Regions from separate parts of the Homo sapiens genome. Here region 2 is linked to region 1. A link is a contact called in ENCODE Hi-C or POLR2A ChIA-PET data. All regions are on one chromosome and are shown on one strand. The core of a region is the stretch at or near the end of the contact, and the rest is flanking DNA. Distances in the headings are between cores, read along the strand shown.

What was found. Hi-C counts contacts between places; a loop is a spot of excess contacts on that map. ChIA-PET counts read pairs that join two places held with the same protein, here RNA polymerase II (POLR2A). Pooled maps may share reads with other maps.
Region 2: a loop to region 1 is called in a pooled map, with 6 times the contacts of the local background. The contact joins the promoter of IFT20 here to the promoter of LINC03146 in region 1. A Hi-C loop is called at or near these places in 1 of 168 maps with a recorded cell type or tissue (posterior vena cava) and 5 of 50 pooled maps. POLR2A ChIA-PET finds 5 or more read pairs at or near these places in 1 of 52 experiments (HEK293).

What each region holds. Positions count from the first base shown.
Region 1 is chr17:27,328,515-27,336,063 of GRCh38, forward strand. LINC03146 (long intergenic non-protein coding RNA 3146) reads left to right here and starts at 3,981. Exons shown (of 3, transcript XR_007065677.1): 1 at 3,981-4,913; 2 at 5,746-5,863. RefSeq lists enhancers at 296-796, 4,032-4,581.
Region 2 is chr17:28,333,847-28,340,532 of GRCh38, forward strand. IFT20 (intraflagellar transport 20) reads right to left here and starts at 1,626. Exons shown (of 5, transcript NM_001267776.2): 1 at 1,494-1,626. It overlaps TNFAIP1 (TNF alpha induced protein 1), which reads left to right and starts at 1,915. Exons shown (of 7, transcript NM_021137.5): 1 at 1,915-2,010; 2 at 5,562-5,880; 3 at 6,463-6,632. The coding sequence starts at 5,676. RefSeq lists silencers at 1,323-1,514, 2,008-2,057 and an enhancer at 1,438-1,967.

The DNA of each region.
Region 1 (7,549 bases), core at 2,731-5,230:
TCACTTGAGCCCAGGAGGTGGAGGCTGAAGTGAGCTGAGATTGCACCACTGCACTCCAGGCTGGGTGACAGAGGGAGACCGAGTCTCAAAAAAACAAAACAAAACAAGTTATGGGCACGATGGCTCATGCCTGTAATCCCAGCACTTTGGGAGGCTGAGGCGGGTGGATCATGAGGTCAGGAGTGTGAGACTAGCCTGGCCAAGATGGTGAAGCCCCATTTCTACTAAAAATACAAAAGTTAGCCAGGCGCGGTGGCGGGTGCCTGTAATTCCAGCTACTTGGGAGGCTGAGGCAGTAGAATCGCTTGAATCCGGGAGGCGGAAGTTGCAGTGAGCTGAGATTGCACCACTGCACTCCAGCCTGGCGATAGAGCAAGACTCCGTCCCAAAAAACAAACAAAACAAAACAAAAAACTGTGCGGGTTATGGCAGAAGTCCACTGTAAGAGATATTCAGAAGCCCTCAGTACTAGGGAGAACATGGAACAGAGTTTCTGTTCTTTATTTCTCTTATCTCACCCCCCAGGGCCTGGATCAAAGCCCAGTGCACAGAGGGGCTCCACAAAACCACACCAGTCACCTGGCACCACCAGGGTGGACCCCCAGACCAGGGTAGGCCCCAGCCTGTATTGAGACAATAAGCAGACACAGTCCTGCAAAGCTAGGCCCAGCAACCCAGCCTGCAGCAGTGGAGATGCATTGATTTGCATCTGAAAATAAGCTGCATCTGTATCTGCCACTGCTTCAAAAGGAGAGAAAAAAGGGGTTGTTAGCAAAGCTGGTGGGCAGGGTTGCAAAAGGAGGCTGAGTCTGTGGCTAACTGGGTTGTGCGCCGCATCAGACATTTGTTCATCTGTCCTAAGAGCCTGAGGGTGGTGGAGATGTTTGATGACAAATAAGGTGGTTGAGGGGGTCAGGGGTGCCAGAAGGACCACAGAGGCCACACGGGAAGACAGAAGCTTTGGATGGGGCTGCTTCCTGCCCTGGGGATGAGGAACAGGTGAGGGGGCGGGTGAGCAGGTGTCGAGGGAGGGGTGACTTGAGGCTGACAGTGCACTCCTCAGAGTGGCAATTCCATGCAGCCTGCTGTGCACCTGTCAGCCTCTTGTCATCACAAACTTTTAAAAAGCCCAGAAGATGCATGCATGTCTCTGCGCTCACAGATCCACATGTAAAGTTATTCTCCATGGAGGTTCCCACAGCACGCACCCAGACATGTACCATAAAGCAAATCTCCCTAACTGTCCAGCCGTAGGGAGGGACAGGTTCACCATGTGGCAGGATGTTAGGAGCCTTTACAAAGAAAGACACGAAGCTGTAGGAAGAGAACACAGAAGTTCCAGAATGGTAGTTCAGTGATTATAATTGTATATATGTATATATACATATATACAAATGTGTATCTATATACACATATATCTATATTTACATATATATAAAATGTGTTGCAAAGCTTAGAAGGATGGATTTATACCAAACTCTTTTTTTTTTTTTTTTGAGGCAGAGTTTTGCTCTTGTTGCCCAGGCTGGAGTGCAATGGCGTGATCTTGGCTCACTGCAACCTCTGCCTCCCGGGTTCAAGCAATTCTGCTGTCTCTGCCTCCCAAGTACCTGGGATTACAGGCATGCACCACCACGCCCCACTAATTTTGTATTTTTAGTAGAGACAGGGTTTCTCTATGTTGGTCAGACTGGTCTCGAACTCCCGACCTCAGGTGATCGGCCCGCCTCAGCCTCTCAAAGTGCTGGGATTACAGGTGTGAGCAACTGAGCCCAGCCGTATACCAAACTCTTAATAGTGTGAACCCAAAATATATGAAACAGGTCTCAGTTAGTTTAGAAAGCTTATTTTGCCAAGGTTAAGGACATGCCCATAACACAGCCTCAGGAGGTCCTGATGACATGTGCCCAATGTGGTCGGGGTACAGCTTGCTTTCCTTTTTATTTTTTTTCTTTTCTTTCCTTTTTTTTTTTTTTTTTTGAGACAGAGTTTCGCTCTTGTCATCCAGGCTGGAGTGCAATGATGTGATCTCAGCTCACCAAAACCTCCGCCTCCTGGGTTCAAGCTATTCTCCTGCCTCAGCCTCCCAAGTAGCTGGGACTACAGGCATGCGCCACCACGCCCGGGTTAATTTTGTATTTTTAGTAGAGACGAGGCTTCTCCATGTTGGTCAGGCTGTTCTCAAACTTCTGACCTCAGGTGATCCACCTGCCTCGGCCTCCCAAAGTGTTGGGATTACAGGCGTGAGCCACTGCACTTGGCCGCTTTCATACATTTTAGGAAGACAATACATCAATCAATACAGGCAAGGTTTACATTGGTTTGATCTGGAAGGGCAGGACAATTCAAAGTAGGGTGCAGCTTCCAGAGGTCAGATTTTAAAACTTTCTGATTGGCAATTGATTGAAAGAGTTATTATCGGTAGAAAGGAATGTCTGGGTTATGATAAGAGGTTGTGAAGACCTAGGTTTTGTCACACAGACGAAGCCTCCAAGTAGCAGGATTTAGGGAGAATAGACTGTATTGTTTCTTATCAGACCTAAGGTCCCCGTTGGTGTGAATGCTGGAGGGTATAATGAGGCATCTCCCACCCCCTCTTCCATCGTGGCCTGACTAGATTTTCAGGTAACCCTGGAATGCCTTTGGCCAAGAGGAGGGGTCCATTATTTTTGGTTTACAACAGTGAGAAGTGAGTTGGGGGAGAATTGGACTTTTGTTTGGGTTCTATTTTATACACATCTCTATTGTTTGGATATTCTGCAGCAAACATTACAAATTTTTTTAAATGCTGAAGTCAAATTGATGCCTTCAAGTCTATGAACGCTGTCATCCCAGCAAAGCACAGTGCACCTGCTTTCCCATGTGTTCTGGGCATGTCCTCACAAGTTGGGGTGAGACAGAGTTGATCCCTCTGCCACTCTGCCCACTCCTGCCAATGGCTGTGCTTCCTGGCAAGTCATTGGCTCTTCTGAGCCTCAGTGTGCCCACCCATAATGCAGGCAGAGGCATCTCAGAAGCTCCAGAGTCACTGGGAAATGGCACATGGGGTGGCAGGAAGGTGGGAGGGGGAGAGAACAAGAAGGCACTATGTTAGCAAAACTCAGCATGAGGGAGGGCCAGCTGCAGCCCAGCTCCTTGGCTGCAACCACAAGGGAGGGCAGGGAAAGAAGAGGAAGGAAAGAAAAAAGGAGAGGAGCCAGGCCTGGTGGTTCACTTTGGGAGGCTAAAGAGGGCAGATCACTTGAGGCTGGGAGTTCGAGACCAGCCTGGTCAACATGGTGAAACCCCATCTCTACTAAAAATACAAAAATTAGCAAGGCTTGGTGGTGTGCATCTGTAGTTCCACCTACTTAGGAGGCTGAGGCAGGAGGATCGCTTGAACCTGGGAGGTGGAGGCTGCAGTGAGCCAAGATTGTGCCACTGCACTCCAGCCTAAGCTACAGAGTGAGACTCCATCTGAAAAAAAAAAAAGAGAGAAAAGAAAAGAAAGAAGAGGAAGGGCTACTGCACTCTGGACTCAGTGCCCTCCTTGGTCTCACACCCTTGCTGACCTCCCTCCTGGCACATGAGGTCTTCATGCTGCTCAGGCCCATGGCTGACCTCCTCTCCTCTGGAGTGGTCCATCCCTACCAGATCTCCTCCTGTCCAGCTGAGCAGACCAGGCCTATACAGGCTGCTTCTGGCTCCACTGAGGCCCAGGAGCTTACACCTTTGGACCGGGTGTCAAAAGTGTCCTTCTTATTAGCAAAAAGAATTTTGGAGGGAAAAACAAATGACATCCTCAGACATCCTAGGGCAGAGTCAGAAGCAGAGAGGAGACTGAATGGGCTCGGGTGGGTGTGGAAGGTCACTGCAGGCCGCCATAGGACAGGCCTGGGCTCACAGGAGCAGGATGTGGGGAGGGGGATTGCCAGGCAGGGGTGGGGACCAAAGTGAAGGCCACCTGGTGGGAGCCAGTCAGAGGGGTGGGGCAGGGTTAGATCACAAGGGAATCCAATGCCAGGGGGCCAGGGGATGTTTTGCAATGTGGGCAACTGAACCTGAGATGTGACAAGACCAGTGATTTGGCGACCTGCCCAGGCAGGCCCAGCCCCCAGGGTATTGAGATGACACATTCTAAACTCAGGTGACCCGGGCCTTGGGAGTGCACTAGCAACTGGCTGTCAGTCACGGGGCTCTTCAGATATTTGTCACGTGAATGAGCCAGACAGTAAGTGGAGATGCCCTTCCTAGTCACCTACTGCCGGCGTTCACGCTGTGAACCAGCGAACTAGGCCACCGGCCTGACCCAGTTTTCCCTGTGGCCTGCCAAGCCAAGGAGAAGCAGACGCGGCCGGCGCAGGCGTCCAGGGTGACTCGGAGGCGTGGCTCTGCAGTCGCGGCTCTGCAGTCGCCTTGGAGCGGCTGCCCTTCCGACCCCGCCTGGGCTATGACTCATCTTCGGTGGAGGAGAAAGGGGCCTTTGTGAGCGCCCAGCTCCGGCGTCTCCTGGACAGCACCGCCCTCCGGTGGCCGCGAGTCAGGAGGGCTGGGGAAGCCGCCCGAGAGGCAGCGCCCGAGCTCCCCACGAGCTGCTGTGCCATTGGAAGCGCCAGCGCCCTCCCCTCGGAGTCCAGCCAAGTCGGGGGGAAGACTGGGAGAGAAATCGTCACCCCCTAGAGGGCAAGTGGGCTCAGCCCTAGGAAATGCTTGTTTCTCCAGCCCCTCCCAGACGCCCCGGGGAAACGGCATCCCAGAGCTCCGCTCCCTGGAGGCCCCTCCAGAGAGGGACCCGGGGCCCCGCCCCGCAGCTGGAGAAGGGGTGAATGCCTTTCCTACCTAACGCCTGGTCCGCGGCCCTGCTTGTTGCGTCTCCAAGACCACGTGTCTGCTGCATTTTAAAAATAGTTGTGAACATCTGACTTTCTCCTTTTGTGAGTTGCCTATTCATATCCTTGGTCTGCTTTTCTATTTTCTATTTTTTCTCTTGTTGACGTACAGAAGCACTTTAAAAATGTCAGTTCTGTCGAATGTGTTGCAAATATTTTTCTAAGCTTAGAATTTTACCTTCTGATTTTGTTTTTGGTGATATTTGATACACCACACGACATTTTGATGTGGGATGACCTTTTGATGTTTTTCTTTTTCTTTCTTTAGTTTTTTATTTTTGAGTCAGCGCCTCACTCTGTCACCCAGGCTGGAGTACAGTGGCGTGATCTTGGCTCCCTGCAGTCTCCGCCTCCCGGCTCAAGCCATCCTCCCACCTTAGCCTCCCTAGTAGCTGGAACCACAGGTGCACACCACTACGCCCGGCTAATTTTTGTATCTTTTGTAGAGAGGAGGTCTCGCTATGTTGCCCAGGCTGGTCTTGAACTCCTGGGCTCAAGCAACCTGCCTGCCTTGGGCCTCCCAAAGTGCTGGGATTACAGGCTTGAGCCACTACTCCCGGCCTTGATGTTTTCCTTTATTCTTTCTCCCTTTTGTTTTTTTTTAATTGTAAAACTGCTCCCATCTGAGTATCACACAGACATTTCAGATCTATATTTTTTCTTTTCTGCTCCTCTTCCCCCCTTCCCTTCCTCCATTTCCTCTTACTCCTTCATTTGGCTTTTAAACCCACCTGGGACTAATTTTGATATAAACTGGAAGATAAAGATCTAAACTTATTTTTTTCTGAATAGTCAACTTTTCATATGTCATTATTCAGGCTTTCTCTCTTGTTTGTTTGTTTGTTTGTTTTGAGACAGTCTTGCTTTTGTCTCCCAGGCTGGAGTGCAGTGGCACAATCTCTGCTCACTGCAACCTCGGCTTCTCAGGTTCAAGCGAGTCTCCTGGCTCAGCCTTCCCAGTAGCTGGGATTACAGGCGCGTGCCACCATGCCCGGGTAAGTTTTGCATTTTTAGTAGAGATGGGTTTTCGCCATGTTGACCAGGTTGGTCTTGAATTCCTGACATCAAATGATCCACCCGCCTCGCCCTCCCAAAGTGCTGGGATTACAGACGTGGGTCACCATGCCCAGCCCAGCCTTTCTCTTTTAGTAGAATATTTCCTCACTGGTTTGAAATATCACTTTGATTATAAACTAAATGCTCGGGCCTATTTCTGGCCAGGACCCTGACCTTATACATTAAGCCAAAGGATATGGACTTCTTAAAAAAATCATATTAGGCCGCTAATTATGGATTTAGGACATTTATTCACATTGTTTTAGGCTCCAACTAAAAGCAGGCTTGAATGAAGCAGCTGCACAGGAAAACTGGATAGGAAAGATTTCATTTAAAAGGACATAAACATTTTAAATTCTTTTTAAAAATTTATTATTATTTATTTTTAATAGAGACAGGGTCTGGCTTTGTTGCCCAGGCTGGCTTTGAACTCCTGGGCTCAAGCAGTCGTCTTGCCTCAGCTTCCTAAAGTGCTGGGATTACAGGCATGAGCCACCACACCTGGCCAACATTTTCTTTTCTTTTCTTTTTTTTAATTTTCTTTTTTTTATTTTATTATTATTATACTTTAAGTTTTAGGGTACATGTGCACAATGTGCAGGTTAGTTACATATGTATACATGTCTGGCCAACATTTTCAATTCTTATTATACAAAATGTCAAACCTTCCTCCAGAATGGACATAAATAGACTAATGCATATCCTCCCAGAAGCATATGAGAATGCCCTTTTCACTACACCGTTCTGAGGTTGAGTATTATTTGTAAAACTATGTCCTAGTTTGAAAGGAAAAATAGGATCTCATTGTTCTCTCATAATTTGCATTTCTTTAATGCTTGAGAGTGAATTTTTTCATGGTCATTTATAAAATACCTAGATATAAGCTTGACACAAAATGTGCATGTCCTATAAACAACAAAAACTTAACTAAGAGGTTTTAAATAAAGTTTACATACATGGAAAGGCATGTGATACTCGTGAATGGAAAGATGCCAGTTCTGGCCAAATTAATATATAAGTTTTGTGTGATTCTTTTTTTTAACACATTTTTTCTTATTTTTAAAAAAATTAGAGACAGCCTCTTGCTGTGTTGCCCAGGCTGAAGTGCAGTGGTGTGCTCATGGCTCACTGTAACCTCAAACTCCTGAGCTCCTGTGATCCTCCCACCTCAGCCTCCCAAGTAGCTAGGACTACAGGTGCATGCCACCACGCCCAGCTAATTTTTGTATTTTTAATTTTTTTTGTAGAGATGGTGTCTTGCTGTGTTGCCCAGGTTAGTCTCAAATTCTTTTTTTTTTTTTTTTTTGGAAAGAGTCTCACTCTGTCCCCCAGGCTGGAGTGCAGTGGTGCGATCTTGGCTCATTGCAACCTCCACATCCCTAGTTCAAGCAATTCTCACGCCTCAGCCTCCTGAGTAGCTGGGATTACAGATGTGCACCACCATGCCCAACAAATTTTTTGTTTTTTAGTAGAGACGGGATTTTCCCATGTTGTCCAGGCTGGTCTCAAACTCCTGAGCTCAGGCAATCTGCCCACCTCAGCCTCCCAAAGTGCTAGGATTACAGGCATGAGCTATTGTGCCCGGCCTGGTCTCAAACTCTTGTGCTCAAGCGATCCTCCCACCT
Region 2 (6,686 bases), core at 376-2,875, 1.0 Mb after region 1:
CTTAAGCCCAGGAGGTGGAGGCTGCAGTGAGCCGTGTTCACACCACTGCACTCCAGCCTGGGCAACAGAGTGAGACCCTGTCTCAAAAAAAAAACCAAAAAATCTGTCTTTCGCAGCTACAGGTCATTAATCTGACCAGCTGCTCCAGAAAGATTGAAGTAACATGAGGGAGCAAATATCTGCTTCAACTTCCACCCCCTTCCCTGAGAGCATGCATTTATTCAGAAACATCCACTCAGTCCCTGCTCTGGGGACAGACTAGTGAAAACAATGCCTCTGGACAGATGGTAAAGAAATAATCACAAATCGTGATATTACTATAAGGAAAAGTACATGGTGCTGTGTGAAGTGCTGCAGGAGGACACAGTTCATGGGGGGCGGACTTGGAGGGGAGGGCCAACAGAGGCCTTCTGAAAAAAATGACACTTAAACAGACCTAAAGACTGTCCAAAAGTATGTCAAGTGAAAGGGGAAGCAAGGCATTGCAGGCAGAAGGAAACACGTATGTGAAGATCCTGAGGCAACAGGAAATTTGATGCATTCCGAGAACAGAGACTGAGCAAGAGAAGGGAACAGAATGAGGCTAGACAGGGAGACAACAGCTGGATCACCGAAGGCTCTGAAAGACGCAGTCATGAGCTTGGATTTTATCAGAAGGGTAATGGGACAGCCAGCGGGTTCTCAGCAGACCAACAAAATCAGACTTAGAAAGATCACTCTTGCTCAGCCTGAGAGAACCGATTGGAGGGAACAAGAGAGGGCAAAGCCCCAAGTACCTTCTTGTTCATCACTCTAACCCTAGCACCTAGCATGGTGCCCACACATAACTGGCACTCAGTAAATGTTTGTGGAATGAATGACCGTGGAAACAGGAGACTATTGCAGTAACCAAGGCTGGCAGCCGAACACAAGTGTTCCGAGTTGAGATGTTTTGTAAGTCGAGGTGATGGGGCTTAGCAATGGACTGACTGAATGTGGGGGTTTGGGGATAAGAGAAAAACAAGTCAGGCATGACTCCCATGAATCTGGCTTGGCCCACCTATCTGATTGGAAGGGCTGGCTTAAAGAGATAGGTAAGATGGAAGAAGAGGTGCAGGGAAAGAGTTCACAGATTATCTACCAACTCCCATCACACGCGTGTCTGAGCATCTGAGCAACACCTGGCCCAAGAGCTGGGACTAAGCTCCCTGAGCATGAGGCGGTGGCATACTTTCTGCGCCCCGGCTCTCCCAGATGCATGCGAGGCACTGCGAGCCGACTCTTTACTATGTAAACTCCCCGAACTTATCCGAGCCGCAGTTTCCTCGTAAGATCGTGGCAAGCATCAACGCATCAAACTCCAGGCCTAAGCTGGGTGTGAAAGCGCCCCCCTGAGAGTGGGGCGGAATTCCCACGTCTCTCCCCGCCCGGTACTGCCTTTCCTCAGGACGCGGGCCTGTCAGGCTCCTCTCGCCCCTGGTCCGCCCGCGTCCCCCGACCCGAGGTCAGCCTACCTGCCGGCCCCGCGGCGGCAGCGCGCTGCAGCCCAGGCTGATGTAGACAGGCAGCTTCTCCTGGGTCAGCGACAGCCGGTACCCAGCCAGCCTGCCACGGCCGCTGCCACGGATACAGAGCCTGTTTACCTATGACGTCACTACCTTCCTGACTCCGGAAGCACTTACAGCCCCCATTCCACAGAGCCTGCTGGGAAACAGAGGCCCGAGGGGAGGCCCGGCCTACAAGACCCAGAAGCCTTAGCGCCGGCAAGGCGGCCAGAAGTAGCTCTGCTCTCTCCGCGAAGACCCTCGGGGGATTCCGCCTCCACCCTTTCCCGGATAGAGCGCTATGCATGCAGGGACTTGTAGTCTCAGGCTCCCCAGCCGGCTGGGCTGGGCAGCACTCCGGGCGGAGTCGACGAGCGCAGGATGTGAGCTCACAGCTTGGGACTGCTGAGGGGCAGGCGGCTGCAGGCTAGGGGCGGCTCGGAGTCCGCTGGCCACCCAGCTGAGAGGAGAGGCGCCCCCGGGGACGGTGAGAGCCGGGCCCGCCGATGCCCTCGGGGAAGGGATGGACGGCCCCTGCTGGAGTAGAGCGAGCCCGGCCGGGTCCTGGGGGAAAAGGCGCGGGCGGCGTAGGGGAGATGGAGAGCTCCGATCTCCCACGGAGGGTGGGCGTGAGAACCGGTGTGGGTTTCTCGGTAGTGAGGAGTGGTCCGGGCTAGAGAAGAGCCCACACCGGCCACATTTCCCAGGACTTTTTGGGTGACGCTTAACCTTTACACCTAGGGTTTCTGCTAGATCCGCCACTCTAGCCCTCAGCTTTCCTCCCGCCGTCCTCCGTGTCTGACGGATTTCTGGGTCCTTCTTCCTTTTAGACCCCTCCTCTTTCCACCTCCGCGGCTGTTTGCCCTTTGTTGTGCTTGGGTTCCCATTAGCTTCGTTGCGTGAGCCACGGATCCGCCCTTAGCCCCGGGCATCCCCAAATATCCACACACAAAGTGCGGAAGGAAGAGCACTGTGGCTATCAGTGGAAACTTCATTCTCACTGGAATTACTTTCTGGGGCGTCACCTGCCACAGAATTCCTGGAACCCATTGGTCTGGGCGGAATGTGATTGACGTCATCCAGGGGCTCAAAGCAATTGCTTTGTAGGAAAGGAAGAGATTAGCTCTGGATCCGCCGACCTCTCTTGGCAGGCCTATCCTTTGAGCTCCTTTGCATTGGCAGAACATGTATGTGTGCTTTCTCTGATCCTGGGAAAACTAGGACTAGACACAAAATACACAGGGAACTTGCTAATACCTGTTAGAGAGGTGGATTTATTCCTTTGAGGTGGGCGGGAAAAGGGAAGGTGATCTCATACCATTCTAGTGTTTCTTAGTCATTGGCAACCTCCTGGTGAGGGCTCACCTCCCATACCCAACCCCTGTGGCAAATGAAAGAGTCTCCCAGACAAGCCGCCAAAGGAATTCACTGCTTCACACAGCACCCACGCTGGCTGTCCACTTCCTTGGACATTCTTCCCAGGGACTTACCTAAATCTTTTCAGGGACAATTTCAGTCTAACAAACTGACGTATGTTAAATACTTAAAATGTGCATGGCATTGTGCTGAGCACCATTAGGGGAACACAGCGGTAAACTTGGGAAACCAGTGCCCTGCTTCTGGGTTGCACTTACAAGGCATGAGCAACTGTAAACTCCTGCATGTGATGAGCATTCGGTGAAATCATTCCACTTTTTTTCTGTCTCCATTATTACCAATGTGGTCCAGGCTGCCATCATCTCTTCTTGCCTAGACTACTGCTTCCTCTGGTCTTCCCACTTTCTCTCTTGCACCTTTACAATTCATTCTCTACCCAGCAGCAAGTTATCTTTTCAAAATACACTACAAGCAAGTCAGATCATATCACTCCCCTGCTTGCAACCCTCCAATTGATTCATATACTATATAGCAATTAGTATGAAATCCACCTTTGTTATCATCTAACGCCTGCCTTCCCTGACTTGACATCAAACCAACTTCCCCCTACTGTCTGTGCACCAGCCATTATGACCGTATTTCTGATCCTCAAACTTGTTTTAATTTTGTCATTGTTGAGATGAGATTTCCCTATGTCACCCAGGCTGACTTTCCCAGGCTCAAGCAGTCATCCCACCTCAGCCTCCCGAGCAGCTGGGACCACAGGCATGAGCCACCATATCTGGCTAATTTTTTTTTATTTGTAGAAACAAACTCTCACTATGTTGCCCAGACTGGTCTTGAACTCCTGGGCTCAAGCAATCCACCCACTTCGGCCTCCTAAAGTGCTAGGATTACAGGTGTGAGCCACCACACCCGCCCCCTAAAACTTGTTTCTAACAGGAACTTTGCACTTACTCTTCCATCTGTCTACAATGCTCTCTTCAAACCTCAGCTGAAATGTCACCATCCCAAAGATGCTTTTCCTGTCCCTTTGTCTAAATTAGTGCCTCTCCCTAATCACTCTCATATCACTGTTTTATTATCTTTATTGCATTTATCAGGTTCTGGAATTATCTGCTTATTTATTTAAGTCCTTGTTGCTAGTCTGTTTCCTTCCACTAGAATGTAAGCTCCATGTGGACATGACTTTCTATATGTGTTCTCTTCTGAGTACCCAATGCCTGGCACGTAGGGGTACAATAAATGCTAGCTTTCTCTCTTTTTAAAAATTCCTGTTATGATGCTTCTTTGAACTGTTTGAAGGCAAAGACAATATTTTTTCATTGTTCCCTACTGCTTAACATAGTAGGCACTCAGTAGTTTAATTGCTGAATGAGTTAAATGAGCTAGTACATATTAAATGCCAAGAGATGGGGTCTTGCTATGTTGCCAAGGCTGGTCTTGACTCCTGGGCTCAAGAGATCCTCCCACCTCGGCCTACTGAGTAGCCAGGAGTACAGGCAGGTGGCAGCACACATCTCACCTCATTGTTTTTAGATTTATCCTCTGATCTTTTCTAGTCCTTTCTTCTCCCATTCTTATTGGGAGGGAAGAGGAGAGTAGGGCTGGGCTCCCTCTCAGGAAAAAGAAAGGAAAACAGCCATCCTATAGCTGTTCTTCCCTGAAAAATGGTGACAATTTCAGGAACTTGGGACAAGGCTGGTGCCAAGAAAGGGGAAGGTCAGGAAGCCCCAGCCGAAGCCCAGGTAACCTGCACCAAGAACACTGGCCGGCACCCCCGACCCTGGCTTACTGCATTCTCTCCTGAAGCTGCTTTTACTTTCCTTCCTGAAGCCAGACTCTCGGTGGTGCTCAAAATAAACACTGGCACAGACTGCTCTGGAGGCTGGAATCTTTAGAAAGGAAGTGCATCCTGTCCCTCTGGCTCCTGGGAAACTCCTAGACTGGCTGGATTCCCAGTAGGTTTGGTTGGAAGTCTGGGATCCTGGGAACCTTGACAAGAAAGTAACTGGAATCTGACTGGTAGATCTCTAGGGTGATCTGTTCCTCTGGCCCTCTCTAACTGGTTCCATGGGTTTGCTTGTCTTCCTCGCTGCCCTGAGTGGAGCTGAGTCTCAGGGAGGCTGATGAGGTGACCAGGGCAGGAGTCTGGGAGACTGCCTCCAGCCCTGGTTCCTGCTATAGTAAAAATGGCAGGGAGGCCAGACGCGGTGATTCATACTTATAATCCCAGCACTTTGGGAGACTGAGGTGGGCGGATCGCCTGCGCTCAGGAATTCGAGACCAGCCTGGGCAGCATGGTAAAACCCTGTCTCTACCAAAAAAAAAAAAAAAAAAAATTAGCTGGGTGTGGTGGTGTGCACCTGTGGTCCCAGCTACTCAGGAGGCTGAGGTGGGAGGATCACTTGAGCCTGGGAGGCAAAGGCTGCAGTGAGCCGAGATGGCACCACTGCACTCCAGCCTGGGTGACAGAGTGAGACCCTGTCTCTAAGAAAAAAAAAAAAAAAAAAGAAAGCAAAATGGCAGGGACTTAGCCTCTGCCAGGGAGCAGTGCTTGGGCTTGTCAGGGAGAGAATGAGTACGGTCGTGTTTCTGCTATTGTCTCCTCCTGGGCTGTCTCAGCTGGTTCGTGTCTTCTCTTCCCTCTCCCATGTACAGCACTGAGATTATGAGGCTCTGGCCTCCACTGGCCACTCACTCGTGACCCTTTCCACCACGGCGGAGCCTTCCAAGCCTACCTCCTGCCGTGTGGTGATCTACCTGCAGCGGGAGATGTCGGGGGACACCTGCCTGTGCCCAGCCTCAGGGGCCAAGCCCAAGCTCAGTGGCTTCAAGGGAGGAGGGTTGGGCAACAAGTATGTCCAGCTCAACGTGGGCGGCTCTCTGTACTACACCACTGTGCGGGCCCTGACCCGCCACGACACCATGCTCAAGGCCATGTTCAGTGGGCGCATGGAGGTGCTGACCGACAAAGAAGGTGAGGCACTGGGGCTGCCGCTCGGGGTGGGGAGGGCAGGAGGAGTTCCCAAGGAAATGACCAGATCTAGAATTCAGTCACTTTTCCTCTTCACTTTATGTAGGGTGTCTTCACCTGGAGTCCCTAGTAGAGCTTCAGAATTCTGTGAAATTGTATATGGAATGCTGTGTTTATGCATTTTCCAGGAAGAAGAGCCATACTTTTAAAATATTTAAATAGGACAAGATTCTCATAGGAGCCGTCACCTTAAGACTGGGCAGCGGGCAGAAGGCCGGCAGTGGCTGGTGGTTTCTGTGTTGGGCTGGGCCTGGTACCCTGAGCCTAGGCCCCTGTGGCTTCTACAGCCTGGAGGGCTGTATCCCCCGTGGGATGTGCCAGTTCTGGGTTTCAGAGAGGAAGGGTGAAGAGCAGCCATGGGCCTGAGTGCTAGAACCTCCATCCCCGCCTCTGTCACCCTGCGTAAGGGCTTTGTGCTCGTGGACCCCCTTCCCTGCCACCTGCCGCCAGCTTGTCAGGTGGCCTTTGCCTGCCTCGGAGGTACCTGGCGGCAAACTAACCCTGTAGGGCCTTCTGCACCCCTAGGCTGGATCCTCATAGACCGTTGTGGAAAGCACTTTGGCACCATTTTGAATTACCTCCGAGATGACACCATCACCCTCCCTCAGAACCGGCAAGAAATCAAGGAATTGATGGCTGAAGCAAAGTATTACCTCATCCAGGGGCTGGTGAATATGTGCCAGAGTGCCCTGCAGGTACATGGGTGGGGCGGAGCAGGGCGGGCAGATGAGGTCAGGAGTTGCCCCCTT